5 separate regions of the Mus musculus genome follow, and all the other regions are linked to region 3. A link is a loop called in an ENCODE intact Hi-C map of the cell type or tissue named here. Cell type or tissue: heart. All regions are shown on one strand. Each heading gives the region's core, and the rest is flanking DNA. Links, peaks and the distances in the headings are about the cores only.

Region 1 (5,738 bases), core at 1-5,000, 110 kb before region 3:
AAAGATGCTCACAAAAATACTTTTAAAAGAACATTAAAAAAAAAAAAAAGCAAAAGCTGGGGCTGGGGCTGGAGAGATGGCTCAGTGGTTAAGAGCACTGACTGCTCTTCCAGAGGTCCTGAGTTCAATTCCCAGCAACCACATGGTGGCTCACAACCATCTGTAATAAGATCTTCTGCACTCCTCTGCTATGTCTGAAGACAGCTACAATGTACTCACATAAGTAAATAAATCTTTAAAAGAAAAAAAAAAAAGCAAAAGTCATCTACCAAAAAAAAAAAAAAAAGAAAGACAGATGGGATGAAAGAGAGAGTGTGAGCGCACTAACCTAACTTTCCAGCAAATCACTTTTTTTCTATGTAGTTCTGGTAAGTCAGGACTTAACTCAGAGGCTTGTGAAGATGGGTGGCTTCAACAGGAGAGACCTTACTTAAATCAGCTGTTAGCCCCACTCTGTTCCTACACTTCCATAACCAGAGGCTAAATAAGTAAGAGGTTCTCAGCCTCTTACTGTTCTCTGTCGGGAACAGTACTGGGCACAGTAGAGAGGTTTGTCAGACCTGGCTAATGGTGCTAACATATCCTGATGGTTAGGGTGTAGCCTCCAGAAACTGGACCAAAAACCAAAGACACTATGATGACCACTGAATAAGCTGACTTTGCAGCTCTAGCTCTGACTGGGGCACAAGTCGGCTGGGGCCTATTTAAGTTCTGAAAAGTAAAATTGTTCCCAGTGGGCCTGACCTAGCAATGTGAATGTGTACATGTGACGTGAGGTTTATGTTAAGACACTAAATCAAGTCTCCAGACAAGTCCAATGCTATATTTTGTCTCTGCCCAAACCAGCTGTAATTCACTGAGGAAAACAATTGCTAATAAACCCCCAAAACACTGCTGACTGACCATGATACATTTGGTAGTAACATTCCTAAGCCAAACCTGTTCCCAGTATTCTCTCAGTTCCATGGGGCAAGAAAAGTCAGACTTCAGATGAAATCCATGGCGGCAATCCTCATTAAACCTGGAAGTCTGTAAGGTTATTAAATGTGTAGAAGAAAGAAGAGCTAATACACAATTGTGTGAATAAAAATTGAGTTGAGGGTAAAGAGAAAAAGCACATAAATTATGCACAGAAATAAGTAGGGGCAACTAAAAAGCCAGCATCAATTGGGTTGCCTCCTCACAAGCAGTCACTAATATTTATATTCCTATACTATCACCAAAGTCTTCTCCTAGATGAAGTAGGGATTAGGCCAAAGTGATAGAAATGTCTCAGCTTGGCATTTTAATTTAAAGCTCTACCAACTTTAAATTTGTGTTAAAGTTTCATCAAGGTAGGATATTTTTCCTTAGAGAAGTATTAATTGCGACGAACACCAGAAGACTATTTCTTTACATATTCAGTTTCAACTCCTGTTAGGCATTAGAAACGTGACATTTCTGAGCCTGCTTCCTGGATCCCAAGAAGTAAGCGTGACTTCACAGACGACGGCCTTCTACAAACTACCAAAGGGTACCGTGAGGACGAAGCTGCGCGCCAAAGTGGGACATTATGACCAGGATACAGAATCATTACCCGCTAGGATGAAGCTGCCCACACAAGAGATGAAGCCAGAGAGGAAAGAGTTGAAGGGGAAGGTGCCCACGAGGAGACAGTAGCCGAACTGCAGCGCCCCGGTCAGCAGTATATAAAGGAGATAGGCGTCCAGCAACTTCAGCCGCTGCGGAGTGGAGCTCAAGTACTCCTCCAGGAACCGGGAGATGACGGACACCACAGACGCCGACATGACGAACACGGGGACTTCGGATACCGGACGACCACAGACGATGTGGCTCGCGCGTGCGCGTTAGCGGGCCCTAGCCACGCCCACACCGGCGGGCCAATTGGCTCCGGCGTAAAGGCCAGCCTTGGTGCGTCACAATTAATGCGCAGACACAGGCTGCATACCCAGACTGAGAACTACAAACGGAAATAAATTAATGCTCCTGCGCAGGGCCTATCTCCCCCTCTGGAGACGTGTACTATAGCCTTATTTCCGCCCTGCGTTTGTTGACGCCCTCTGTTGCTCTGGCGACGAGATTTGTGACCGGAACAAGGGGAGAGGTTTAACAGCGGACAGAGACGCTTCCCAGAGAGTTCCGGCTCTCTTTGATCCCCCTCAGTGGTCTAGCTTGGGAATCTGCTTAGAGACCAAGCTGGCGGTCCAGGGACTTAACCTGCCTGGCCCTAATTCTCTTAAAAGCTCTATCTTCAGATGCCTATGACCGATCATTAGAGCAGGTCAAGTTCCTCCGCAGTGAGAACTATGCTTATACGGGCCAAGCGCCGGTTTACACTGGCGGGAGAGGGTTGACCTCTACAGGATCCTGAACTGGAAGGCTGAATCTGGGCCCCACGAAGAACCTAAGCCAGCAGGTATTCATTCATTCAACAAACGCTCGTTGAGTACCAAGGAGGTCCAATAGCTGTAGTTATATTGTAGGAATTTTTAGGTTAATCAGTCACTGTCTAAAAAGAGAGATAGTCACTTGTGCGTAGAGTGAAGGGTCAGGATCAGCAGCAAACTGACATTGTACAACAGGTATTGTTATAATATTCCTTGAATGGCTCCAAAGAGCATATTTGTTTCAACCTGATCCTCTGAATCATTTTATAGAAAAAGAATTGAAAGTTTGAGGTTTTAACAAGTACAATTAACTGCTTTTTAGCGTTTTAGCTGAAGAAAACTTAAGTTCTGCCTTCTGGTTTGCACTGCCATTACAAGTTCACAATAACCCGACCTTCTAAACCTAGTATCTCATCTTTCAGTTAAAAAGTCTACCCGCATAGAATCCGGTACTTCATTTCAGCGTTTAAGACACTTCCAACTGCCCTGCCTAACTAGTTGAGCAGCATTTCTAAACCCGCAACTGAACTACTGTCGCTTGTTATCTGTATTTAGCCCGGAAACACTTAGCGCCACAATCCAATAAGACGTAAATAGCCCTGCCCAGGTTCCAGTGAATCACTCGTGTCTTTGGAAAGCCTTAGTCTGTTAAAAGAGGTAAATCCATATTCACAAGAGAGAAGTTTGCACTCCTAGAAATGTAGCCTCTGTGCTCTTGTGTTACTGTAGAGTGGGTGGGATGTGGAAGGATAACCAGACGGGTTCCTACTCCACATAATATGAAATGCATCTGCAATTGAACCCTTCTCCCTGTCTCAGCACAAGTAGAACAGATTCCTCTGGTCGTCAACTTAAGGCCAAATGGGCTAACTGGCTGTTTCTAATTATCCAGTAATGAATTCTTCCAGAAGTTCCTGTGCCATCATCCCAGCACCTTCCAGAAGTGTCTTAGCCTTTGATCTTTGTCATTAACATCTTCATAGGAGTTCCCTAGGAAGACAGAATCAATGCAAGACATCACTTATTGAGACAAGCATACTCATTCTAAGACAAAGCCATTCTGAACTCCAGATTTTCTCAGCTACCTGAATTAACAATACGGAAAAGTTTTGTTTTGTGTTCAGTATATGAACATAACTAAACTCTCAATAGGGATTCATACGGTCATTGGTTTTGAGTAGTGTGAGTCAGAACATTACTATGTGTAAAAAGCTCATGTGCAGAGGGATAGTAGATAAAAGTTCAAGTTCCAGAGTCAGACAAAGAGGGTGTTAAACTTTGATTCTACATACTACTAATTACTTAACTTGAGACTGATCACTTAACATTTAATTCTTGCTTTCCTTCTTTGTGTTCTTTTTGACAAGGTTTCTTTATGTAGCCTCGCCTGGAAATTACTATGTATCCCAGAATGGATTCAAATTTGCAATCCTCCTGCCTCTGCTTACTGAGTGCTGAAATTTCAGGTATATGCCACTATGGTCTCATTTTCCATCTCCATGACATGGAAATAACAATACCTGAATCACAGCACTGTTTTCGTTGGGGTTAAATGAAATAATGTCAAACATTAAGCAGCAAAGTCCAGAGCCCATGATAAATGCCCAGAAGATGTTTGCACTTGCTAACAATTATTCATTCTGACATGAACGACCTCTGTTTCTCCAAATAATTAAAACTCGGCCATACTGCAAAGCTCCAATACTTTGGGCATGCAAAAGATGATGCTAGCACTGTAAATCTGATGACTGGCAAAGACACATTGGGTTTTAAGTCAAATCAGAAGTCAGAGAAGACCTTAGAGGCTTCATTACTAAGGTGCTCCACAATATAAGATATGGGAGAGTAGAGGGGGCATACTCTGTGATTCTTCCATTCTTTCTCCTAAGAAATTATATTATCAGCCCGGCAGTAGTGGTGCACGCCTTTAATCCCAGCACTTGGGAGGCAGAGGCAGGTGAATTCCTGAGTTGGAGGCCAGCCTGGTCTACAGAGTGAGTTCCAGGACAGCCAGGGCTACACAGATAAACCCTGTCTCAAAAAAAAAAAACAAAAACAAAACAAAACCAGAAAAAAAATAAAAAAAAGTACAGTACTTTATGTACTCTTTTTGTATCAAATCATGTATGTTTTAAAAGATATGTTTTTAAGATAGGATATATTCTTCCATATGTGTCTTGACTTCAAGATAAGAAGGGGAGAATACATTTTTCTCTCCAGAGGCCTGTCTAGAGTAGGTACCAAGAGTTCATTTCATTGTATATAATTCTAGAAGATCTACTCAATCCTGAGTTATATCAATTCTGGGAATACCTTAGGATAACTTTTGTTATAAAGAACATTTTCCATATACTTGAAATTCTTCCTTCTAAACAACTATGCTAACGCTTATTTGGAACATGTGGAGACAGAATACTAATGCTCTCTGCATATATGTTCTAGAATCTAAAGTCCTAATACCAGTCGCACCTGATCAGCCTTTCCCAAAAGGACCCACATTTTATAGGTTATCAGATTATGGGAGCTTTTGTTGTCCTAGAACTTAGTACTTCATTCTGTCAGCTACTTAGTACTTAGTACCCTCAGAATTTAGTACTTCATTCTTAGCACTTAATGCTTCATTCTGTCAGCCAGGCATGCTTACTAGCCTGCTTGTCCATGCATTCACCAAGTGCCAAGCACATACCTTGCTGTGGGCAGGGAGCAAAGCAGGGTGCTAAACAGACAAGACTCCCCCCTGAAACTTAATTTCTGGAGGAGGGGCAAATGAGTATGGATTATGCAAGAGCCTTTTAAAATGGTGTTCTGAGGAAAATAAACTAAAGTCATGTGGTGCCCTGATGATGGGGGTCTCTTTTAGAAGGAGGGAAGTTTGAACTAAGTTCTGACTACATAGTTGCCAGCTCTCCAAAACCAGCCTGGGGAGTCTGTGGGGGGGGACCACCAAAAAAGATGACTTCCTTTCTTTTTATCATTGGATTCTTTGTGTAACATAATGTTTGGCTTTGGACATAAGATACATCATTGTTAAAGTACATATGCTAAATCTTCTTTGAATTGCCTTAGTGAATTCTCACAAGCCACACACTCCAGAAGCAGCAGCAGCCAGACAAAATGACTTGCCCAAGATCAGGAAATAAATGACAAAGCTAAGAACTTGAACTTAACCCAGACTTCTGGCCATGGGTTCTATTTGTTTAACTAGTGTGTCTTCTGGAACACCAGCACCTTCAATGCAAAAAAAAAAAAAAAAAAAAAAAAAAAGCAGCTTTCTAGCCTCAAACCAAACTAACTGAATTAGATTCTGAGGATGGCAATCAGGAGGCTGCGTTGTTATCAAGCCTACCCAAT
Region 2 (5,900 bases), core at 584-5,583, 100 kb after region 3:
AGACTGCACTGAGATTATTCTGAAAGGGAACCTGGGAAATGTAGTTTGCAGAAAGTTGCGCAATAAATCTCAATACAGGTGACTAGTTGGCAGATAACCTCGTTCCTTATTTACAAACAGTCAAGTGTGTTTGTATTTGAGATAGGGCCTCATTGTGTAGTATTGGCTTGCCTGAAACTTACTAGGTAGACAAGACAGGTCTCAAACCCGTAAAGATCTACCTGCCTTGAACCCTTGAGTGCTGAAACTAAAGGTATACACCAACATGACCAGCTGTTTTTACATAAAATCTATCCTAGAAAGTAGTCAGGTGTTAAAATTCTTGTTCCAGCTGGACATGGTGACGGGTTTATGATGCCATCACTTGGAAGTAGAGGCAAGAGAACCAGGAGTTCAAAGCCAGCCTAGGATACAAGAGACCTCTCAAAAACAAACAAAGTCTTTGATCTGAGGATTCTAGAATCTACCATGTCATCTCTAGCAGCAGGGAGTCTGGTCCAGACAACTTGACTGAGTCTTGTTGTCTGAGTCTAGCTCTTTTATATGCCAAGAGTTTGATTTAGAAACAAGGTATCTCAACTATTTGTGACTCAGTTTCCAACACTGACTTCTCAGAGGTGTGGTCACCTTTCAGTGAGATAATATATGCAAAATGCTATGATTAATACCTAGCAGATGGTGAGTGATTCTCTAGAAGCACTGAAAATATTTGTTGACATTTATTTTAATCATTCATCCACACACACACACACAAGTTGCAATGTATGCCACAGCACACAGGTAGATGGCATTTATTCATGTTTCATATACACATCACAAGTAGCCTGATGATAAATTTAATCAAGTATTTTTAGCAATGCTGAAGATGAAACAAAGTTTTACTGTATGGAATTTCCCACCTGTGGCACTATGTTGGTGCTCAAATTGTTTAAAACAGTGGGAGCCATTCAGATTTGAATATTCAGATTTGGGGAAGGTATTACTAAACTTCTCCATGCCAGCACTTCCTTATCTGTAAAATGGAAGTAACCATAGACTACCTCACAGGACTGTTGACAAGAGGAACAAACATCTCGCTGTTAAATATTTACTATATGTATACTAAATGTACTTAGGTATAAGCCTGAAATGTGAAAAAAAATATTCAACTTGTTATTCTTTTGTAAATATTACCCACCTGTGCCACAGGAAACCGGAAACCCACAAAATTTAATAATACTACCCTGTAACTGAGAATAATTGTTGCTATCAGATAGAAACACCTCACTTCCTATGTCTGCCAACGTGCTTAGGGCTCAATCTACAATGTTACCCTAAATGTTCACAAGTACCATAGGAGGGAGTCACACTATCATGACCCTCAATTTTTACAGGACTGCTTGAACGGAGGAGTAATTTTCTCAAGTTCACGGATCCAGCAAGTGAAGCCATATTATGTCTTTACCATTCGTAGAGATCACTGCATCTCAGCAGGAGAGCAAGCAACACTCTTGGGACAAAGGTACCCAGTCTAGGCCCCAGCCTACAGGAAGTGTCAGTTTCCAAAGCTGAGGCGGGGGCGGGAGTGATGAATAAACATTGTAACAGATAATTATAATAGCGCCTGGTAATTGGTTCAGTAAAGGCTTACTACCAGAAGCGCTACGGGATCTAAGGCGCTGGGTGAAGAAAAAGTACTGAGGATTTAAGGGTCCAAAGACACGTAGCAGTTACGGCGGGAAAAGCAGACATCCTTTGACAAGACACATCTGAAAGATAACGCAGGCGGCAGCCAAAGGGCGATCCGGAGCGTGACGGCAAAAGCAACCCGGAAAGGAGCTGAGCGCAGGTGGGCGTGGCCGCGCGGTGACTGGCAGGGGTGGGGCCAAGCTGGCCGCGCCCCTCGTCGCCGGCTGCTGGGCTTCGGCCGGGGTCCGCTGGGGCACCGCGAGCTGTGCAAAGCCGCCGTCCCCTAAGGGCCGCGGGGACCGAGCCGCACGCCGGCTCGGGGACGGGCAGTCCACAAAGTTTGGTCCGCGGAGGACGCAGCGTCGAGCCCGGCAGGTGCGGCCGGGCCTGGCCGGGGCGCTCGCGGCCTTCCGGGCGAGCACCGCCGGGCACTGGTAAGGAGCGATCAACTCTGAAGTTAGCAAGAGGCGTCACGCCTGTTCCTCTCCGCCGTGCGTCCAGCCCTGGCACCCCGAGCCTGGGTCGCACCGGGGCTATGCAGCCCCCACCCGGCGAGGAGCTTCCTGCCAGGTAGACAAGAGGCGCCCCGGGACCCTGCCGGCACCCCTGTTCAACCCAGGATGCTATCGGCCCTCCCTCTTCTTTTCCTCCTCCTCGGTAAGAGTCCCCGCCCCGGTGTCACTGCCCGCCGTCCCGCGCCCTCCTTGGTGACCCACGACCCCTGCGACCGCCGCCCCGTCGAGCCTCGGCCTCCTCTCGGGCTGTCCCACACTGTCCCTCCCACTCACAGCCAGGGAAGGCGACCTTTCGGCGAGGTCACGCACCTCCTTCCGGCTCCTCTACCCCTTCCTATAAACTGTCCGGAAGTCTCAGATGGGCCTCCCCTTGGAGTTGCCCAGGTGAAGAAAACTTGACTCTCTCTGCTGCCCTTTCTCGATTCCCCCTCTAGGAGGTGCTCTGGCCCGCCCAGACCGGATCACTTTCCCACGTTCTGGTAAGTAAAGCGAGTTCCTAGGGTTCTGGGGCATGGGAATGAAGATGCACCCTAGAGAAAAGAATCTCTCCCCTGGATCCTGGAGTCTGCTGTAATTTTAGAATAGGTATCATCCATTACTTTACAGAAGGGGAAACTGAGGCTCAATGTGAACTGGCACCTGGTAGTTGTTAAGAACCATCTCGTTTTTTTATGTGTAATATCCGTGTTTTGTCTCCCTAGTTAGGGTAAGGTCTTCCTGAGAGTAGAAACAGTATTTCTCTGCCAACTGACCCTGTGGCTGGCACAAAGCCTACAGTAACATTACTTATAGTGTGAATACTTAAGATGAAGTATAAAGAATATGGAAAAGGAGTAGGGTTGTCAACTCCTATAATCCCAGCACTTGAGAGGCAGAGGAAGGAGAATCAGTTCAAGGCCAGCCTCAGCTATATAGTGACTTTGAGGATATCCTAGGTTACAAAAGGTTTTTGTTTTTAAACAAACAAACCAAAAAAAAAAAAAAATGGAGAGGGACCAGTTGGCTGTAACTGGTGGGTGGAGATTTTTGCCATCTTGAGGCATTCAGAGGGGAAGAAGAATATTAAAGAACTCTACCAGTGTCTCCCCCCCCTTCTCCCTCTAGCTTGTGAGGCGCCCCCAGCTGTGCTCTCAGAAGTACAAGGCACTTTACAGAGGCCTCTAGGCCGGGACAGCCGAAGCTCCCCTGCCAACTGCACCTGGGTTATCCTGGGCAGCAAGGATCAGACAGTAACTGTCAGGTGAGAAATAAGGCAAGTCCCCATTTCTCTCTACTGCCCCTTCCCTCTCCCTCTGAAAAAGCCTTTGATCACCTTTCTATGATATTACCATCCTTGTCAGCAGAAGAGAATTTGGTTTGTCTGGGTCTGCTGTAAAGGCTTAGCTATGGTGGATATTTAGCTTGGGGACTGTCCATCTCAAAAGGACTCTAGAAATTATTCTGGGTTCAGCTAGACTTGTGATGAGTCCCTGAATCATAGTGTGGCCTAGTTGTTAATCAACTTAGTCCCTTCCTCAGGGTTGGGACTGTATTACTAGCTCATTGGTGGAATGCTTGTGTGGAGTGTGCAGAAGTCCTGGGTTCAGTCTCTAGCAAAACAAACCTTCTCTGGGTCTGCCTTTCTGCATTGCACTACTCCATCCTTACTCTCCCCTCCCCCTTCCTCTCCTCTTCCCCTGTCCCTTTTCCCCTCCCCTCCCCCTCCCCCCTCTCTCTTCTCACATCCTCTCCCCTTATCTCTCCTCTCCTCTCCTCTCCTTTTTTTTTTAAAGATTTATTTATTTATTTAATTTATCTGAATACACCATTGCTCTCTTCAGACATACCAGAAGAAGGCATCAGATCCCATTACAGATGGTTGTGAGCCACCATGTGGTTGCTGGGAATTGAACTCAGGACCTCTGGAAGAGCATTCGATGCTCTTAACTGCTGAACCAGCTCTCTAGCCCATCCCCCTCCCCTTTTTCTGGTTTTGAGACAGAATTTCACTGTGCAGCCCAGCAGGTTGGTATTAAGTTAGCTCCATCTCATCCTCCCAGATTTTGGGCTTTCCTGTGGAGTCACTATGCCCAGTATTCCTTTTTCTTTTTTCTTATTTTTTGGTTTTTGGTTTTCATTTGGTTGGTTTGTTGTTTGTGGTTTCTGTGTGGTTTTGGTGGTTTTTGTTTTGTTTATTTTGCTTTCAGTACTGGGAAACAACTCAGGGGTTCACACATCCTAGATGAGAGCACCCTACCTCTAAGCAACAATCCCAGCCCTGTACCCCTAAGACTCCTCATTGGGGCCCACGTCATTTGGCAGTTTGCCTCATACATTTCACTTGATGAGAACTTGCCCAGAGAGCAGGATGGTAGTGGCACACGCCTTTAATCCCAGCACTCAGGAGGCAGAGACAAGCTTAGTCTGTGATTTCGAGGCTAGCCTGGTCTAAATCCTGAGTTCCAGGATAGCTAAGGCTACATAAAGAAACTCTATCTCAAAAACAAAATAAACAAAGGAAACACAAAAGAATTTATTCAGAAAGGTATATAAAGGAGAGAACAATCTAAAAAGAGACTGTTGACCCGTGGTACAGCCCTGGGGACTTCAGATTTTCCCTTGTCACTTATGGAGCTGAGCTGTTGTGGTTAATTGAACAGATACATTTTGTCAGCTAACTACCGGGCACTGTGCTTGGGTTATGGTATTGCCACAACTGGAAAGTAATAACCCTGGTCTCACCTTGGTCCCTGAACACATCGGTTCTCTCAAAGGACTCTAGGAAGGGTCTTGTGGTCTGATGGCACCTCTGTTGGAACTTTGCCCCTTGCTTATATTTTTCCCCATCGACTCTATTGGCTGAGTTCTCATTTGGCTCTTTGAATCATGGGTAAGGAAGCATTTGTGCTTCCTGGGCTACCAGGGACCTGTCATCAAGAGGGGAGGCAGGGGTGGGGGTGGGGGAGCAAATCTCCAGAGCATCTCATGTCTTGCTCTTCTGTACCTCATAGGTTCCAGAAGCTGCATCTGGCCTGTGGCTCAGAGCATTTAATCCTGCACTCCCCTCTACAGCCACCAATCTCCCTGTGTGAGGCCCCTTCTGGCCCTTTGCAGCTACCAGGGGGCAATGTCACCATTACATACAGCTATGCTGGGGCCAGAGCACCCATGGGCCAGGGCTTCTTGCTGACTTACAGTCAAGGTAGGCTGAACAGGGTGTGTGGTGGGACCATTGGAGGAGAAGTGGGAGTCCCCCAGGAAGAGGCAAGGATCCTGGGAGTTCTGGCACTTCCCTGTCTCTTGATGCCTCTGCAGATTGGCTACTGTGCCTGCAAGAAGAATTCCAGTGCCTGAACCACCGCTGCATTCCAGCTGCTCAGCGCTGTGATGGGATTGATGCCTGCGGGGATGGCTCAGACGAGGCAGGCTGCAGCTCAGATCCATTCCCTAACCTGAACCCAGCCCCCGCACCAACTCTGGCCTGCAATCTCACCTTGGAGGACTTTTATGGGGTCTTTTCTTCCCCTGGATATTCACACCTGGCCTCAGTCTCCCACCCCCAGTCCTGCCTGTGGCTGCTGGACCCCCATGATGGCCGGAGGCTGGCAGTGCGCTTCACAGCCCTGGACTTGAGTTACGGAGATGCAGTGCATGTGTATGATGGTGCTGGACCCCCCGAGACCCCTCGACTGCTACGTAGCCTCACCCACTTCAGCAATGGCAAGGCTGTCACTGTGG
Region 3 (5,900 bases), core at 260-5,259:
GTTTCTGGCTCTCATAGTTTCTTTCTTTCTTTATTTTTTTCCCCAACCTTTAAACCCTGACACCTGGCACTGCAGCATTCTTTTCTGCTAATTCATCATCTCTGTTGTTTCTGGGTGGCTTGTGTTCTGTTGTTTCTGGGTGGCTTGTGTTCTGTTGTTTCTGGGTGGCTTGTGTTCTGTTGTTTCTGGGTGGCTTGTTTTCTGTTGTTTCTGGGTAAACTGTGTTCTGTTGTTTCTGGGTGGCTTGTTTTACTTTTCTCTGCTCCTACTAATATTTCAGATTTTTTCCCCATTTTGTTTTGTTTTTGTTTTTCCAGACAGAGTTTCTCTGTGTAACCTTGACTGTCCTGGAACTCACTCTGTATACCAGGCTGGCCTTGAACTCACAGAGATCTTCCTGCCTCTGCCTCTGTAGTGCTGGGATTGAAGGTGTATGTCACCACTACCTGGCTGATATTTCATATTTTTAAAAATCATTTATTTTTATTTTATGTGTATGAGTGTTTGCCCTCATGTATGTCTGTGCACTATGTGGAGTGCCTGATACCCGATGAACTAGCAGAGAGCATCAAATCTCTTGGATTTGGAAATAGAGACTGTTTTGAGCCCACTGTATGAGTGTGAGGAATCACACTCAGGTTAACTGAACCATCTCTCCAGCCCTGATTTTTTTTTTTTAGCTCTGTTCATTTTTTATTGAACATCATGCTTATTAAATTTTATCAGATATTAAATAATGTGACTATTACATTGTTGAAATTGTTAGCGTGTATTGTCTTCCTTAAAGTAATATTTAATTTTGCCTAAACAAAAAAGATAAAATTTTCCAAGATTTTTGTTTGATTTTTGCTTTGCTTGTTTGTTGAGACAGACTTTCTTTATGCAGTCCTTGCTGTCCTAGAACTCACTGTGTAGACCAGGCTGGTCTCAAACTCACAGAAAGACATCTGTCTCTGCCTTTTGAATGCTGATATTAAAGGCCTGTTCCCACCACATCTGACAATAGATGATAGATAGATAGATAGATAGATAGATAGATAGATAGATAGATAGATAGATAGATAGACAGACAGACATTTAGGCATGCATATATGAGTGTTGTGCTTGCTTATATGTATTTGTACCACACACTTGCCTAGTATCCATAGAGACAGACAAAGGTGTCAGAACTCTTGGAACTGGAGGTGTATGTGGTTGTGAGCTGCTATGTACATACATAAGAATATGTGCACGCACACACACACACACACACACACACTCTCTCTCTCTCTCTCTCTCTCTCTCTCTCTCTCTCTCTCTCTCCAAAATAAAAGTCGCAAATTTCGGGGTTGGATATGGCTCAGCGGTTAAGACTATTTGCTGCACCATGGTGAATACCAGAGTTCAGATCCCAACACTTATGCAACAAACACCTCTAACTCCATCCCTCTTCTGGCCTCCGAGAATGTACACTCATACAACACACGACATCTATGAAATAAATAAGTTTTTATTCCTCCAAAGTATCTAGTAGCATATGAAGAAGTATATGTGATCAACCCCCTCCTTCCTGAGCAGTAATTTATTTTTCACATTACTTTTTTTTTTTAAGATAAGGTCTCCATTTTTAACCCTGGCTGGCCTTGAACTCACCACTTACCTGAGTCAGCTTCCTCTTCAGTGCTGGGATCACAGGCGTGCAGCACCATACCCACCTTATTTCAATTTATGCTTTAGGGAAGCTTTTAGTTTCAAAAAATACACAACAAAATCTACAAATAGATAGTAACAATCTTGAGACAACAGATCCAAGACATCAAGTTCAACTTTCATCTTTAGTTTCCTCGGTTATTTCCCGGAAACTGCCTTCCCTATAGCTTTGTCAGATTCCAGGCTACTTTCAAATTTCATTGGATCTGTAATTACAATATTACCTTGCAGTAAGAAAAAACCCACGCCAAGCACAGATGTAAAAGCTATTGTTTTCGCCTTTCTGGTTTGCCTGTTTGTGGGGTTAATTCTAGTTTGAGATTTTGTTTATTCATTATCTTCTTGTGACAGGCAGGGTCTCTCTGCAGTCCTGGCTAGCCTTAAACACAATAGGTAACCAAGATTCACCTCGAATTTTAGGCAATCCTCCTGCCTCCGCCTCCCAAATGCTGGGATTATAGATTTGAGGCACTATTCCAAGAGTAAAGGCCATTTTTAATCCAAGAATTATTTTAACCCAGGGAACAATTACAGTTTGGGAAATGGAAGGGAAAACAGGAAATATGCTATGTTTACACTGCCACTTAACAGCGCATCCTGTCTCTTAGTTTCTTTTCTTTTTTTTTTTTTTTTTTTTTTTTTTTTTTGATTTTCGAGACAGGGTTTCTCTGTATAGTCCTGGCTGTTGTCCTGGAACTCACTTTGTAGACCAAGCTGGCCTCGAACTCAGAAATCCGCCTGCCTCTGTCTCTTAGTTTCAATCTCTGCGGAATCTTGACTTTTTTAAACCACTTCAAATACCATCGCCTGTCTTCATTCTCCCTCACTACCTGATCTGTGACGTCAGGTCTGACTGCCTGCCCATTTCCAAAATGGCCTCCCCCGCAGCGTCAAAGTTCTGAGTGCGCGTGCGCGAGAGTAAGTTCCCTCTTCCCGGCAAGATGGCGAGGAATTTAGTGTGCGGTCGCTGGCAGCTTCTGCGACTCCTACGACCCCAGCGTTCGGTAAGGTTCCGTCCAAAGCGCGGGGATGCTGCCTTGTCCTTGTCACCTGAGCTGAGGTCACGAGCAGATGCTGACCTGGTCACTGCGACCTGCGAGTCATGACCTCCGGTCGCGTGAGGGCACCACCGGGTTACGTCCCGGGGTTGGTGGCCTGGTTTCTCTGTAGCTGTTTGGAAACTGCCTGCGACCCTGAGCCGTGACCTCTGGGCCCCGTCCCCGGGCTTCGGTAACAGGATGCGGGAGACCCTAACCGGAGCTGCACCCTGCACGCTCCAGTGCATGGCTTCGGGGCCTGTAGTCTGTGCGAGCAGAGTTGCAGCGCCCCACTGCTGCAACCGCAGGCTGTCTGCGGGAGAGGCGGGTCGGCTGGGACTCAAGGCCTTCCCTTCCTTTCACATGGTCAGTACCATAGCGTCGCAGTGTCCCTGAGACCGCTGGCCGCCGAGCTCCTCGCAGCCCGCCGGGGTAACGGGCGGCCACCCTGTGCTCTTCTCGCCGTCTTCACTCCTCGCTGCATCAGTACATCTGCCACCCTCTTTGCAGAAGCCCAGGTAAGAGGTTCCCGCTGAGGAAAGGAGCACGACTTCTTGGCCCCTTTCTTTTGGTTCTGTGTTGTTTTGTTTGTTTTGTTTTGCGGGAGACAGTGAATGTGTAGCAGAGTTCTCACACTCCTCCTAAGTTCCTCCTAATATTAACCTGTTTGGAGTAGAAGTAGATTCTCATCTCAGGCAACTCAGTGAGGAAATGCCTAAAAGTGCTGAGAAATTTGTAGGGCAGGCAAAATGACCCTGCTGTACAAAAGCTCTTGCTATTGCAACCCTGGTAAACCGAGTGCCAACCCTGGAACCCAAGTAAAGGTGGAGCAGGTTGTGGCACAATCCTAGTAACCCCAGCACTTGGGAGGCAGAGATGGATAGATCTCTGAATTCAAAACCAGCCTGGTCAACATAGAGCTGTGTAGTGTGACCTTGTCTCAAAAATGAAAAAAAATAAATAAATAAATAATGAAGGAAGAAGGCGCCACACAAAGTTCATCTCTGACTTCCACACATGCTGTGGCATGCATGCCTACATACATCACACACACAAGATAAAAAAAAATTAAGCCTGGCGGTTGGTGGCGCACGCCTTTAGTCCCAGCACTTGAGAGGCAGAGGCAGGTGGATTTCTGAGTTCGAGGCCAGCCTGGTCTACAAAGTGAGTTCCAGGACAGCCAGGGCTACACAGAGAAACCCTGTCTCTAAAAACAAAAAACAAAACAACAAAAAAATTAAATTTGCCTGGCATGGTGGCGCACGCCTTTAATCCCAGCATTTAGGAGGCAGAAGCAGGCAGATTTCTGAGTTCGAGGCCAGCCTGGTCTAAAAAGTGAGTTCCAGGACAGCCAGGGCTATGCAGAGAAACCCTGTCTCGAAAAACCAAAATAAATAAATAAATAAATAAATTTAACTAATTAATTAAATTTTGTATTATATTCAAGACACTACCAGAGGAGTGGTGGTAAGCCAATAAAGTGAAATGTGATTGTGAGTTTGTGTGTTTGTGATCTGTGTGATTCTTTGAATACTGTTTCTTAGAAGCCTGTGTAGGATTTTTCTCAGAGAGATTTATCATATTGTGTTATGAGTGTGTGTGTGTGTGTGACGGTGTGCATGTGTACATGAGTGCCCATTAGAGAGCCTGAGGCTGGAGTTACCAGTGGCTGTATGCTGCTCTACAAGGGTGCTAACGACGGAAAATGGATCCTCTGCTGGAGCTCTTAGCCCCTGAGCCATGTCTTGGGATGTAGTCAGTAACAGAGCTCTTGGTTAGCATGTACAAGGCCAACCTGAACTACAGAGCAATCAAGATCCTGCCTCCAAAACTAACCTTCCCACCCACCCACTACCATTTAAAAAAAAAAAAAAAGAAGGAAGGAAGGAAGAAAGAAAGAAAGATTGGGAAAAAAAATTGAATTAAAGAGAATTTTGGGCTGAGGGCCAGCTCAGTCAGTGGTCTGTGTTCTTGCCAGATGTGTGTGAGGCCCTGAGTTCAATTTCTAGCACAGAACAAAAGGATTCCAAGTACTGTTGATTTGGAATATGGGAAGGGCAATGACCATGATGCTCACTCAGATGACTGAAGTCTGGGAACCGTGATGTGGGAAGCAAGTTCCCTGCCTGAAGGGAAGCCATGAGACACTCTCTTAAGTTATCCTGCTAGAGGCAAAAAATATTGTCCTTTGAAGGCAGGGTTGTATGGACACCATTGGCCATCATTGAAGATCAAGAAGTCAAAGCAAGAAAATAGAGCCCAGGACTGTTAGCATAAGGGATCCTCAACTTTGTACATCCCACTCACGGCACTTGGTCTCGTTCCTCACAGGTCCAGGCACCCCCTGTTATTCCTGCTACCTCTATCCCTGCTGCAGTACCAGAGGTAGCTTCTGGAGGAGCTGCAGATGTAGTCCAGTGTGCTACCGAACCGAGCTTCACAGAACTGGGGCTTGGTTCTTACACCCCGGTGGGTCTCATCCAGAACCTCTTGGAATATATACATGTCGACCTGGGCCTGCCGTGGTGGGGAGCCATTGCCACGTGTAAGAGGACATCCTGGGCAAGGGTGGAAGAATTGGGGACAGAAGTGTAGAGGTCAGAAAATCAGGTGATTCCAAAAGGGATGGTAACATTCAACTTTTAGTTCCTAGAGAGTGTTAGAAAGCCACTTATCTGCCCACAGTGCTTGGGAGGTAGAGGAAGGAGGGTCAGCGTTCACCCTTAGTTAATTAAAGAATTCAAGGCTAGCCTCGTACCTTAGTCACTGTTCTGTGGCCATGAAGAGATGCCATGATCAAAGCAACTCCTATAAATAAAGGAAAGCATATAACTAGGGACTTGTTTACAGTTTCAAGAGTTTTAGTCCATCATCATCTCAGGGAGCAGGAAGGCAGGCAGCAGGAAGGCAGGCGTGGTGCTAGAGAAGTAGCTGAGGGCTACATACTGATCCATAGGCGGGTGGTGGGGGTGGGGGTGGGGGTGTTTACTGGGCCTGTAGCGTGCATGGGCTTTTTGAAACCTCTAAGCCCACTCCCACTGACATACTTCCTTTCACAAGGCCACACACCTCCTAATGCCACTGAAATAGTGCCACATCCAATAAATCTGATGACTAATCATGCAAATAGATGAGCCTTCAGAGGCCGTTCTCACTCAGACCACCATGACTGGG
Region 4 (5,900 bases), core at 499-5,498, 52 kb after region 3:
TCTCTGAAACCCCAGAGAGTCTAATAAGTTACCAAGTACAGAGCACTGGTGGCACAGACCTCTCCCCATGTGTCCTCCCTCCATGGCCCACCCAAACTTCACTTCTCTCTCTCACCCGAAACAAGAAAGGCAGGAAGGTTAGAGAATGGGACGCATTGTTCACAGGCTGAGATTGGCGGAAGTATGGGAGTGGTTCAGACGCCCCATGTGGCGCTCTAAGTGAGATCGCTGTACACTTCCCCATGCAGAGAAAGGGGTGGCTGCCTCTAAACCGGGGCATCACCCCCAAAGTCTGACCCTCGAGCGATTTCAAAAGAAATATGGTTCAGAAATGAGATCAAACTTCTAGATCCAACTCCATTCCACCATTATGCTCTTTCATTCTTAGGGAAACACACTACAACCTCTGGAGCGCCCAAAACTTCCTATGTAGGTCTCAGTACAAGCTTTCCTCCATTTCTTAAAAATATATGGAGGCCCAGACGTGAATGGCTCATACCTGTAATCCCACATCCAGAAGGTTGAGACAGGAGGGTCCTATTTGGTTAAGGCCAGACTAGAGACCCCATGTCAAAGGTGGGGGAGGGGGAGAGGGGCTGCCAAGATGAAGCCCATGATGGAAGGAGAAAATTTCCTACTGTTCTACGAGCGTGCGCGCACTACAATAAAAAAATTAGCTGAGCACCGTGGTACACACCTTTAAACCCAGCACTCTGGGGGCAAAGGCAGGGAGCTCTCTGAGTTCAAAGATCAAGGACAGCCTGGTCTACAGAGTGAGTTCTAGGGCAGCAAGGGCTATGAGGAGAAACTCTGCCTCAAAAGAAAAAAAAAACAAGCTAACATAATAATAATAATGTGTGTGTGTATGTGTGTGTGTGTGTGTGTGTGTGTGTGTGTGTGTGTATGGAAAGTTGGAGTATAGCTCAATGGTAGAGCGCTTACCTACCCCCAAGGCACAAAAATAGTGTGGAAATAAGGTTTCACTGAACTATGTTAGACAGGCCCAGAATAAACAGAAAAAGTTCTACAATTTGAAATCACAGTTTATTCTACCTTTATAATCGACTTTAACTCTGGTATACTGAGCCTTTTTTGGCAGCTTACCTGTTCTGAAACCCAACTGTGTATCCCTTCTTCTTCTACCTCTTCTTCACTCTTTGGTTATTCTACAGAAATAGTCAGAGACAGTTCATCTCTATGCTCACTCACCCTCCCAGCCCAGCCCCTTGATGTTCTTAGCTAAACCGAGATGGGATGCTGGGCTTAGGCCTCCCAAAAACTGTGCTTTGAGGATGGAGAGATGGCTCAGCAGTTGAGAGCACTTTCTGTTCTTGAGAAGACCCGAGCACCACACCCAGCACCCACATGGCAGCTCACAACTCCAGTTTCAGGAGATTTGATGCCCTCTTCTGGACTCCATAGCTACTAATACATACACGGTACATAAACACATGCAGGCAAAACACCCATACACATAAAAATGAATTTTTAAAAAAATTTTAAAGATTGCATTTCTCACAAGGCAGCCCTACATACATCTGAGATCCGTCTTGAAGACACTGCCCTTTCCTCCCAGCCTCCCCTGAAACACGTCCATGATGGTAGTGCTAACACTGCCTGAGTCCTTGTCCAGGCCAGACACCCCACTGTGCATTTCAATGCATTAGCTCGATGGAAAGTATGCAGCCAGGAAGCAGGTACCACACACTCTGCAGGGTGCCAAGTGGAGAGGAGGCAGGCAGTGAAGATCACACAGCTGTGCTGTCTCCTCAGCTTCCAGCTCTCTGGCCCGTCATTGTCTCTGGTCACCAGACCATCCCTTTAGACAGGAAGCCACCCCAGGTGGCTCCCTAATGAGTTACCTACCTAGGGCGGACTAAGATTAGATTGGAAAGCAATCTGCAGTCTTTAGGGGGACAGCCTGGGTGGAATCACTGTCACTGCCTTCCGGCTGCACCTCCCATTGTCATTTGGGGTGAAAAAGAGAAGTGACGCCCGGGCATGGTGGAGCACACCTTTAACCCCAGCACTTGGGAGGCAGAGGCTGGTGGATTTTTGAGTTCGAGACCAGCCTGGTCTACAAAGTGAGCTCCAGGGCTACACAGAGAAATCCTGTCTCGAAAAACCAAAAAAAAAAAAAACAAAAAAAAGAGAGAGAGAGAGAGAGAGAGAGAGAGAAGTGACAATGTCTACCCAGAGTACTGTGACTTCTATTGAAGACACAGAAACACACATCAAGACACCTGCCCTTTTAGGATCAAAATGCCCTTGCCGTCAGTGGAGTACAGACTCAAATGTGAATCCCTGGAAAGAATAAGGGAGAAAAGGATGTGAGGGTCCAGGAGGTTGAGCTCATGATTGATAACAAACAAACAAACAAATATACAACAAAAACCAGTGAAGTCCTTAAGGAATTGAAGGATGGATGGAACCCACACCCCAGCAAACAGCATGCCCTAGTGGTCTCTCCAGGAAGTACAACAAATGGAATCCTCTTTCCAGCTGCCAGTAAGGCCTCTGCAACCAGGCAAGACAGGCTGCCTGCCATTCATGGAAGTGCCCCCTCTTTCCTCAACCACTGCCTAGCACCAAAGGCAAGAAGACACCCCTTTTGGCTCTCACTGTAACGCTTCCACCACTCTAGAGGAACTCAGCCAGGGCAGATTTTACAGATGCTGACACACTGCTTGTCGTTTTCCCTTTCTTTTGCTGTGCTCATCGCTAAGGACATCATGGCTATTCCAGAAAAGAATACACTCATCCTAGAGCCTAAAGAAGTTCCCAGTCCAGGCCTTCCAGGGAGCAGGCAGCAGAACACCAGGCACGGAGGGCCTGGCAGAGCAGCTAGCCAGTGCTGAACTACCATGCTTCATGCTTCAACAGCACCACCAGAAATGCCCTTCCTCCGGGAACCTACACACAGCTCGGAGTCTAGACTCCTCTGCCAAGCTCAGTGAGCTACTGCGAGAACACCCTCTCTCCCCTGAGAGACCCCAAGCCTTGCCTTCCGCTCTTTAACTGGTCTGCATTGCCTCCCTTAACAACAGAAACAAAACAGATACATGCTAGTGTAGTTGGATTCCTCACCAGGCCTCCATAGCTCCATAGCCCCTCCCTCTCCAGTTCTCCATTTGTTTTTCTATATTCCACTATAGCTCAAACCGTTCCTTAAAAAAAAAAAAAAGTGAATTAAAAAAAGAAAACTGTTTACTGCTCTGACCAGAGCTTCCATTAACTACAGCTGAAGTCTCCGGACAGAGAGCTCTACCTAGACAGTGCCAGGGATAGGGGCCAAGAAATAAGGTTCTTCTTCCTCTCTCTCTTTGGCCAATTTTCAGGTACTCCATCCTCCCCCTGCGCTCCCTACACTTCCACTGCCCTTGCTTCCCCTCCTCTTACCTGTCCGGGAGACCTCTGGGCAAGTGCAGGGAGGAGGGGGCTAGCAGCACACTGGGGTGAGGGGTGGTAGTTAGAGAATGGGGGTGTGACTTCAGCAGCTGTTGACACGGAGGAGCAGAAAAGGCAGAGGGTGCCTGGGACCGAAATGGAAAACAGGAAAACACATGTGTGACTCTGGCCGGCGGTGGGGAGGGGCCAGAGGACGAGCCGGAGCTGAGACTGCCTGGTCAGACAGGGAGGTCCTCAGAGCCTGCTGCCACCCGGGCATCTCCTCTGCCGGGCTCCTCCTCCCCACCTCAGCCCAGAGCCTTCCTTGTGGCCCTAGCTTGCTGAGTAGTTAAGTGCAAAGGAAAGCGCCCTCCCGAGCCTCTCCTCCACTCTGTGTCCTAAAACTCTCCAACCTGCCTTCTGGGCTTATTTATGCCTTTGATCTCAAGATCCCGCCAGTGAAACTCAGCAGTCCTAGCTCAACAGCTTGTGCCATTTCAGCATCTAAAACAAACCAAGGAGGCCAACGAACACCAACAAAGGCCACCTGTGGGTACAGACAAGTTTGGACTCAGATATCAGCGAGCGCGAGGTCCCAGCTCAGATCTCTAATTGGCTGAGGAGTTGTCAACAACGGGTCTGAGTTACTAGGTAAAAACCAACTAGGCCTGTGCCACCCTGGGCACATTCCTAAAGTTGGCAGCTTTTCAAACCACTGTTATTTAAATATCTGTTAAATGTTTACTTTGCAGAAACAGAGAAAATGTGACCCTGGACTGAAAACGAGGAGAGGTCTGGGGAGATATTTCTGCAGGAAAAACAGCTTGCCTTCAAAACCTGACAAGCTCATCTAAGCCCCGAAACCCACAGAGGACAGAGAAAAAAAGCCACTCCCAAAAGTTGTCCTCTGGCCACACGTGGTATGCAGGGTTTACCCCTCTATTCCCTGCAGTCAGGTCTCTGTGAGCTCCTGTGAGTTTGAACCCAGACTGGCCTACATCGTGAGTTCTAGGACAGACAGGGATACATAGAGAAACTTTGTCTCAAAAAAAATTTTTTTTTCAAAGTTGTCCTCTAGTCTCTACACATGCACTGTGGATACACACACACACACACACTAATAAAAAAAGTGTTTACGGGGCTGGAGAGATGATTCGGGGGTTAAGAACACTGGCTGCTCTTTCAGAGGACTTACATTCAATTCCCAGCATCCACATGGCAGCTCACAACTGTCTGTAACTCCTGTTCCAGGAGATCTGACACCCTCACACAGACATACATGCAGGCAAAACATAAAATAAATAAAAAATAAATAAAATAAAACTTTTAAAGTTTAAACTAGACGAACCTCTTTATATTCAGAATCAAAAATATCATTTCTTGGTAGGCATATTAAACCACTGAAAATGTAGACCATACAAATATGTGTCCAGGGGAGTGGCACTTCACAGCACAAGAAGTATTTGCACAGTTCAGGTGTGACTGTGGCCTTCGGGCAGCCAGCTGTTCCATAAATTACTCCAGATAAGGACTCAAGAATTCAGGCTGGGGACTAGAGAAATGGCACGCACTGCTAATCCACAGCCGCCTCAGGCACCTCGGGCACCTCGGGCAGCACCTGACTGCCTGCATCTCTGGCCTCTAACGACTCTTGCATTCAAGTGCAGTACTCACGCACAACTCTAGCATCACTAGATGGGGAGCCAAACTATGTTACCAAAAGGCAGAAATCCGAAATCCCTGGCACGGAATCAGAAGTATTCCAAGGAAACTGTGATGCTCTTTTAGATCCCAGGCCACTTCCTGGCTGACCAGGAATCTTTAATCTTACTCCGGGGACAAGCTCAGGGTGTCAGTGAGGGAAGGTCACAGGAAGAGAGACAGAGCTGCCCCTGCTTCCCCTCACAGAAGGGGGCCTCGCGGCCTCATGCTGGGACCACACAACCTCACTCCCACCAAAGAGCTTTTGCAAAGTCTGTGCCATTGTTTGATTGCTCTCCCTGCTGAGAACATTCTTCTCTGTGACACTTTTCATTCCTGGTACTATTTGTCAACATCTCAGCCAAGAGCAGATAAGCATCATAAGAGCTCTGTTTCCCCACTGTACCCTAAGAAGGCAGGGGACCGCACACAAGCCATCAATATATATAAAAAGAAAGAAAAGAGAGAGAAGAAAGAAAGAAAGAAAGAAAGAAAGAAAGAAAGAAAGAAAGAAAGAAAGAAAGAAAGAAAGAAAGAAAGAAAGAAAGAAAGAAAGAAAGAAAGAAAGAAAGAAAGAGGGAGGGAGGGAAGGTAGGAAGGAAGGAAAGAAAGAAAGAAAGAAAGAAAGAAAGAAAGAAAGAAAGAAAGAAAGAGAGAGAGAGAGAGAGAGAGAGAGAGAGAGAGAAAGAAAGAAAGAAAGAAAGAAAGAAAGAAAGAAAGAAAGAAAGAAAGAAAGAAAGAAAGAAAGAAAGAAAGAAAGAAAGAAAGAGAGAGAGAGAGAACAAACAATACTGTCTCTCTGATTTCCAGGC
Region 5 (5,900 bases), core at 354-5,353, 66 kb after region 3:
AAGTGAGTTCCAGGACAGCCAGGACTACACAGAGAAACCCTGTCTCGAAAAACCAAAAAAAAAGAAAGAAAGAAAGAAAGAAAGAAAGAAAGAAAGAAAGAAAGAAAGAAAGAAAGAAAGAAAGAAAGAAAGAAAGAAAGAAAGAGAGAGAAAGAAAGAAATTTGCCTTAAAATAGGTGAAACTTCCTATTCTTTAGTATCTTATCTATTTGAAACTTTTAGAGGCACACCCTAACTGCTTCCCTTCAGGACACACCCAACTGCATCTGACAGCTTCTGTATTTCGTTAGCAATTAGGTTTTCTAATGTATAATAATCAAATATCCTGTAACAGAGAACTAAGAACTCAAGAGTTTCTAGACCAGTCTGGGTTACAGAGCAAGACCCTGTCTCATAATGGGAAAGGAAAGGCTAGGGAGGAAAGATGGAGGAAATAAAAAAGGGAAAGGAAGGAAAAAGGAGTTCCTCAAAGGCAAAAATAAATACCAAAGAGAATAAAGCAAGCCAGGCATGGTGGTACTAACTGGTAATCCCAGTATTCAAAAGGCTGATTGATGCAGGAGCATTGAGGGCAGCCAGGGCTACCTAGCAGGCACTGGGTCATCCAGAGCTACTTAGCAAGATGCCTATCTCAAAAGAGGTGCTGGGGAGAAAGGAAGCTCTAGCTTATAGGTTGAATATCCTTTATTTGAAATGCTTGGTATTGTTAGCATCACGGGCCTTGATCGGTCTTGTTTCTACTGTCAGCTAAAGAATTAATAGGCAGGAAATCCTCAGATGTGACAGGTAGCAGTGGAGAAATCTCCAACATCGCAAACAGCTCAGACAGAATCAGCAACTGAAGAAAGGCTTTATTGAAGGGTGAAGCAACATATACATGCATCACACACAGAGAAAAGTGCCTTTGCAAAGCCAAGAAGGGGGACTCAGAAGACTGAAAATCTAGTCCTTTTCCAAGGCTGGAGTTTTTAAGTCTCTGAAGTTTTCCTCCCCTAATTTAGGGTTGGTAAATTTAAAGAGAAAAAGGATGGCTGATTGGCCCACAACTGTCTTGGAACATGTACCAATCCAGCCTTGAATTCCTGGAGTCAGTCTATCAGCAGATCTACTGGGAGGGAGAGAAAGCCCACAAGATTCTTTGTTTTATGCTGCCAGGCTTTTGTCTCAGGCTAGGAGGAGAGGAAGAAACCAGACATCGTGGAAATTCATCATTATCTAGTCATGGTCTTTTATCTGTCTGCCTACCAGGGAATCTGTCCAACTCTTGGGCCCTTAATACAGAAATGCCTGATTTGGGAACATTTGAATATATGTTTGTTGGGGATGGACCTGAATTCTAAGCATAAAATTCTTTCATGCTGAATGTTATTTTTGAGTATGCTAAGGATGAATCCACAGTCTAAGCATGCTAGACAAGTATTCCACCACAGCATCATCGCCAGCCCTTAGTGCACCTGATTTTTTTTGACAAAAATTCCGTCATGACTTCGGGTGTGTAATTCTCCATCGTAGCATCATGTTTGGATTCAACAGGTTTGGTTTGGGAGCACTTCAGTTTCCAGGTTTAATCCACTCAAAAAGTATACCTAACTCATGAGAATGTGTGGTTTAAAATTAGAATCAGAGTCACCTTACATCCCTGCATTCGGGAGCAGAGGCAGATGTATCTCAATGAGTTCGATGCCAACCTAGGCTACATACTGAGTACCATAGTTACATGGTGAGACCTTGTTTAAAAAAAAAAAAAAATAATAACTGGCACCAGTACAACTTCCTCAAAAAAATGTTTAACAGTGTCCTCAGATCCGTGCTTCCATACATAGTCTTGCAAATGACATATACTTCCCTTCCCACCACTGGGCTGCACTATTAGTCATGTCTGTGATCATTTGTCTTCCTAGACTCAAATGCCTTATCTGGACTGTTTTTTAGCTACCCCTATAATCTCCTAACCCATTCACCACTTCTTCGACTCCGTTGGATGAGAACCAAATTTTTCCAACTCGTTCTACACTTGATCATATCAGAAAACAAACGTTAAAATGAAGCAGAAGGCTGCACAATGAGGTTCGTTGGATGCGACACTTCTGAGTTACCCTAAATTTCCCAAGTCTGGAGAACGTCCGGGAAAGGACTTGGAAACAGCTGCGAAGGATTCGGTCACAGGTATCTCAACCACCTCGGAGGGTGCAAGATGCACGCGCGGGGCAGTTCCTCCTGTTCAGAACACTCAGCCCACAGCTGACTCCCACTTCCGTACGATAACGCAAGATGGTGGGACCGGCGATTGAAAACCACATTCAAGATGTCGGCTTCCGGTTTTCCCGGCAGCGTCCCGCGTGGCTGCCGGGGCCACGCCCACTTCCGGTTCCCTTGCTCCGGCATGGCTGCCTTAGGGACCTGGCTGTCCAGTGAGTGATTGTGGGGTTGGGGACACGGGAGCCGCGGGGCGACCAGCCCTCTAACTCCCTGCTCTTCCATTAGGTGTCCGGAGATTGCACTGCAGCGTAGTGGCGCGGGCCGGTGGCCAGTGGCGACTCCAGTGAGTGCCGTGCCGGGCGGGGGCGCGGCGGGACCTAGTATCCCGCCGCGTCCTCACCCACACTGTCTCCCCCACCCAGGCAAGGGCTGGCTGCCAACCCTTCCGGCTATGGGCCCCTCACGGAGCTCCCTGACTGGTCCTTCGCGGGTGAGCCTTGATGTCAAGGGTTTTTTGTTTTTGTTTTTTTTCCTCCGAGACCACCGGGGTAAGGGTTGGGGGCGTGTCTGGGAAAATAGTGAACCTTTTACTTGAGTTGGAGGACTGCAGCTCTACCTTTGCCTGACTGTGTAGCCGGGTGTTAGTTCACCCCTGAGGTTTTAGGTTTGGAGAGCTGAGGCAGAGGGATTGCTGTGAGGTTAGTGCTATGTAAGGAATCCTTGATTATCCTGAACTACAGAATGAGACCCTGTGTATCAATCAAGAAATAGTAATTGGCTAAGGAAAGTTAGCTGTCAGGATCGTATCCTGAAGGTATAAGGAAATACTAACGTGGGCTGTTCTGGGCTTGGAAGTATGTATGACTTTTATCCTCTCAGAAGGATAAAACTCTCACATGTGTGGTGAGTGTATTTTGACAATTCGTTTGCAAATGTACAAGGAATTCTTTGAAAAGCTGCTGAAAAGAACACCGAAGATCCCTACAAGTCTGAAATGGCAGACTCAGTACAGAGAAGTCTTTTTCTCTTTAAAAAAAAAAAAAAAAAAAAAACTTATGGACTGAAGGATGCCTTTAAAATGCGGTGCCTGTTCTTCCGGAGGACATGGGTTCGATTCCCAACACCCACAGGGTGACTCACAATTGCTTGTAACTCCAGTTCCAGGGGATCCAATGTCATCTTTTCACTTCCACCTTTACCAGGCACCCACATGGTGCACAGACATACATACAAACACAACACCCAAGCACATAAAAATAAAACTTTAAAAAAAGCAAAATTAAAAGAGAGTAGTGACGCATGCCTGCAATCGGCACTCACGAGGCAGAAGCACTGAGAGCTAGGGGATAGCCTTGGCTACATAGTGAAACCTTGCCTCAAAAATCAAGAGTGAGGGAGAAAAAAAACCCTATATTTCATTATACAATGAGATGAAGTTTAGCAAAGAGACACATTGAGTGAAGGGTTTCTGAAGAGAAAAGTGAGTTCAGCTTGGCAGACGGCCCTAGGTCCATGCTAATGACAGGGTTAAATGATAGGAAGAGCGTGCCTATGAAGTCATTTCGTGATTCTGTTGGACCTCACCTCTGAGGCTAGGTGAGTTTTAGTTGTGGTTGTGAACTGGGATCCTCCTCAGTATTGTTTTTGATGAGCAGAACTGGGCCCTGAACCTACAGCCTCACGCACGCCAGCATCCACCCAACCAACCATAGTCAGGGTGACCTGGAAAAGTGGAGCTAGGGGCTTACTCTTCTCCAATCCCTATCACACCAGTGTTTGGACAGGATCCCCAGACCACATTTAACACTATGCCTTTTGTTTACTTTTGTCTGTAGATGGCCGCCCTGCACCCCCAATGAAAGGCCAACTTCGAAGAAAAGCTCAAAGGGAGAAGCTTGCAGTGAGTAGCTGGGACTCTGCCAAAGGCTGTGTTTATGACTGGAGGAGGAAAATTTAAATCATCATTTATCTTCATTTTCTTTAAGATTGATTTTTACTTTATATACATGTGTTTTGCCTGTATCAATGTATGTTCATCATATGTGTTCGTGGTACCTGTAGTGGTCAGAGGAGGGTGTCAGATCCTCTGGAACTGGAATTACAGATGGTTGTGAGCTCTGGGGTGGCTACTGGGAGTTGAACCCTTGTCCCTTGCAAGAGCAGAGAGCCATCTCTACAGCCCCATAAATTAGAATCTGTTTTAAGTTGTGTTGTACTTGAGCTACTGTTTGGCAGTGCATGGGATAAAATCCAGGGCTTCCTGCCTGCTAGGCAGGCACACCAGCAGCAGCCATTTCTCCAGTCCTTACACCCAACTAACTTATCTTTTTAAAGATTTATTTATTTTTATTTATATGAGTACAATGTAGCTGTCTTCAGACACACACCAGAAGAGGGCATCAGACCCCATTACAGATGGTTGTGAGCCACCGTGTGGTTGCTGGGATTTGAACTCAGGACCTCTGGAAGAGCAATCAGTGCTCTTAACCTCTGAGCCATCTCTCCAGTCCCTTTTCTTTCTTTCGATGAGGCATGTAGACCAGGCCAGCCTCAAACTCACAAGAGATGGGCCTGCCTTCACCTCCCAAGTACTAGGATCAAAGGATGTATCCCCCTACCTGGCCAAGCTGATGTTTTACTACGACTGAGAAGGGAAGACTGGAGCGGGGCACTCTGCAGAAACCAACAGCTGACCTTCCTCAGCTTCACACCGTCAGCGTGATGCATCAGTATCCAGCTGAACACTTGGCTTTGGGGGGGGAGGGGGAGACCTGCTCAGTGGTACATATGCCTGAGCCCCAGATGTCACCTACTCTCTTCCTGTCTGTTTCAGAGACGAGTTGTACTGCTGACACAGGAAATGGATGCTGGAATACAGGCATGGAAGCTCAGGCAGCAGAAATTGCAGGAAGAAAGGAAGAAGGAACATGATCTCAAACCTAAAGGGACTTTACTGAGAAGCCCACTTCCGAATCAATAAAAAGCAGCTCCTGCCCCACTTTCCCAGACTCTCTCTGGCTTTCTTTTCTATAGTCTGAATGCTTTATCAAGTCATTTTCCCCACCACTTGTATTGATAGCAAAAGACCTTAAAATCACTGCCTGCCAGGCTTGGCCCAGTGCCCTTAGTCCTCCCCATTCCAGTTCAGCCAGATCTTGCTCTGGGATCATTTTGCCCCTAGTGCTGAAGAACGTGCCCAGAGCCTTAACAAAAGCTAAGCACACCACCACCTATCACTTGGCCTGCTTGGGATTTTTAATCAACCACAAGCAACTGCTTTGTGAGAGAAGAAAGGGGCAGCAGCAGTTTCCCTGGTTCACCCTCATACTCTTGTCACTAAGAGACCATGCACAGCTCAGATGCATACAGTTGGCATTTAATGTTTTCTTGAAAAGGTCTTTCCACCTGAGGATCTTTTTCCTTTTTAAGACATGGTCTCACGGTAGCACTGGCTGTCCTGAAACTGGCCAGGTAGACCAAGTTGTCTGGCAATCACAAAGATCCTCCCACCTCTGTCTGGATTTAAAGCCATGTGCCACCATACCTGTTAGAAGTCCCTTTCTTAACAAGCAGCTAGTATCTGGGTACATGGTCCAGGAGACACTCACACTGTAAGGCAGATATAGGAAGGATTAAACTCGGGGTCTTCTGCTGAAGGAGTAATAATCAGACTTAAGTTCCAGAGGTTAAAGAGGGTCCTT

What was found. Peaks named below come from ENCODE experiments on the same cell type or tissue, not always from the same donor. Only the 100,000 strongest peaks of a DNase experiment are listed, where the experiment ranks them.
Region 1: it touches region 3 in a loop (2.9-fold over the local background); 13 of 42 quality-filtered maps call a loop at or near these places.
Region 2: it touches region 3 in a loop (2.3-fold over the local background); 2 of 42 quality-filtered maps call a loop at or near these places.
Region 4: it touches region 3 in a loop (4-fold over the local background); 16 of 42 quality-filtered maps call a loop at or near these places.
Region 5: it touches region 3 in a loop (2.4-fold over the local background); 15 of 42 quality-filtered maps call a loop at or near these places.

Annotation. Positions count from the first base shown.
Region 1 is chr14:54,252,056-54,257,793 of GRCm38, forward strand. Dad1 (defender against cell death 1) reads right to left here and starts at 1,874. Exons shown (of 3, transcript NM_001113358.1): 1 at 1,577-1,874. The coding sequence starts at 1,787. It also overlaps a transcript of Abhd4 not described here. In heart, for the core only: a CTCF peak has its summit at 2,012 (motif pointing left); a DNase peak (open chromatin) is centred at 1,946; H3K4me3 peaks cover 2,640 bases; H3K27ac peaks cover 1,997 bases.
Region 2 is chr14:54,462,287-54,468,186 of GRCm38, forward strand. It overlaps Lrp10 (low-density lipoprotein receptor-related protein 10), which reads left to right and starts at 1,861. Exons shown (of 7, transcript NM_022993.3): 1 at 1,861-2,325; 2 at 2,618-2,662; 3 at 3,288-3,423; 4 at 5,174-5,364; 5 at 5,478-5,900. The coding sequence starts at 2,289. In heart, for the core only: a CTCF peak has its summit at 2,605; DNase peaks (open chromatin) are centred at 1,835, 2,185 and 2,375; H3K4me3 peaks cover 2,092 bases; H3K27ac peaks cover 1,427 bases.
Region 3 is chr14:54,358,225-54,364,124 of GRCm38, forward strand. Oxa1l (oxidase assembly 1-like) reads left to right here and starts at 2,617. Exons shown (of 10, transcript NM_026936.3): 1 at 2,617-2,693; 2 at 3,098-3,244; 3 at 5,058-5,271. The coding sequence starts at 2,631. In heart, for the core only: a CTCF peak has its summit at 2,983; a DNase peak (open chromatin) is centred at 2,697; H3K4me3 peaks cover 1,753 bases; H3K27ac peaks cover 1,573 bases.
Region 4 is chr14:54,410,481-54,416,380 of GRCm38, forward strand. It overlaps a transcript of Slc7a7 not described here. Among named protein-coding and RNA genes, the nearest start is that of Slc7a7, 3.2 kb to the left of the region's middle. In heart, for the core only: a CTCF peak has its summit at 2,466; DNase peaks (open chromatin) are centred at 2,541 and 3,441; H3K4me3 peaks cover 723 bases; H3K27ac peaks cover 1,664 bases.
Region 5 is chr14:54,424,550-54,430,449 of GRCm38, forward strand. It overlaps Mrpl52 (mitochondrial ribosomal protein L52), which reads left to right and starts at 2,360. Exons shown (of 5, transcript NM_026851.2): 1 at 2,360-2,411; 2 at 2,485-2,542; 3 at 2,622-2,689; 4 at 4,035-4,099; 5 at 5,033-5,201. The coding sequence starts at 2,384. The coding sequence ends at 5,179. In heart, for the core only: no CTCF peak of the experiment used is centred there; a DNase peak (open chromatin) is centred at 2,322; H3K4me3 peaks cover 1,982 bases; H3K27ac peaks cover 2,042 bases.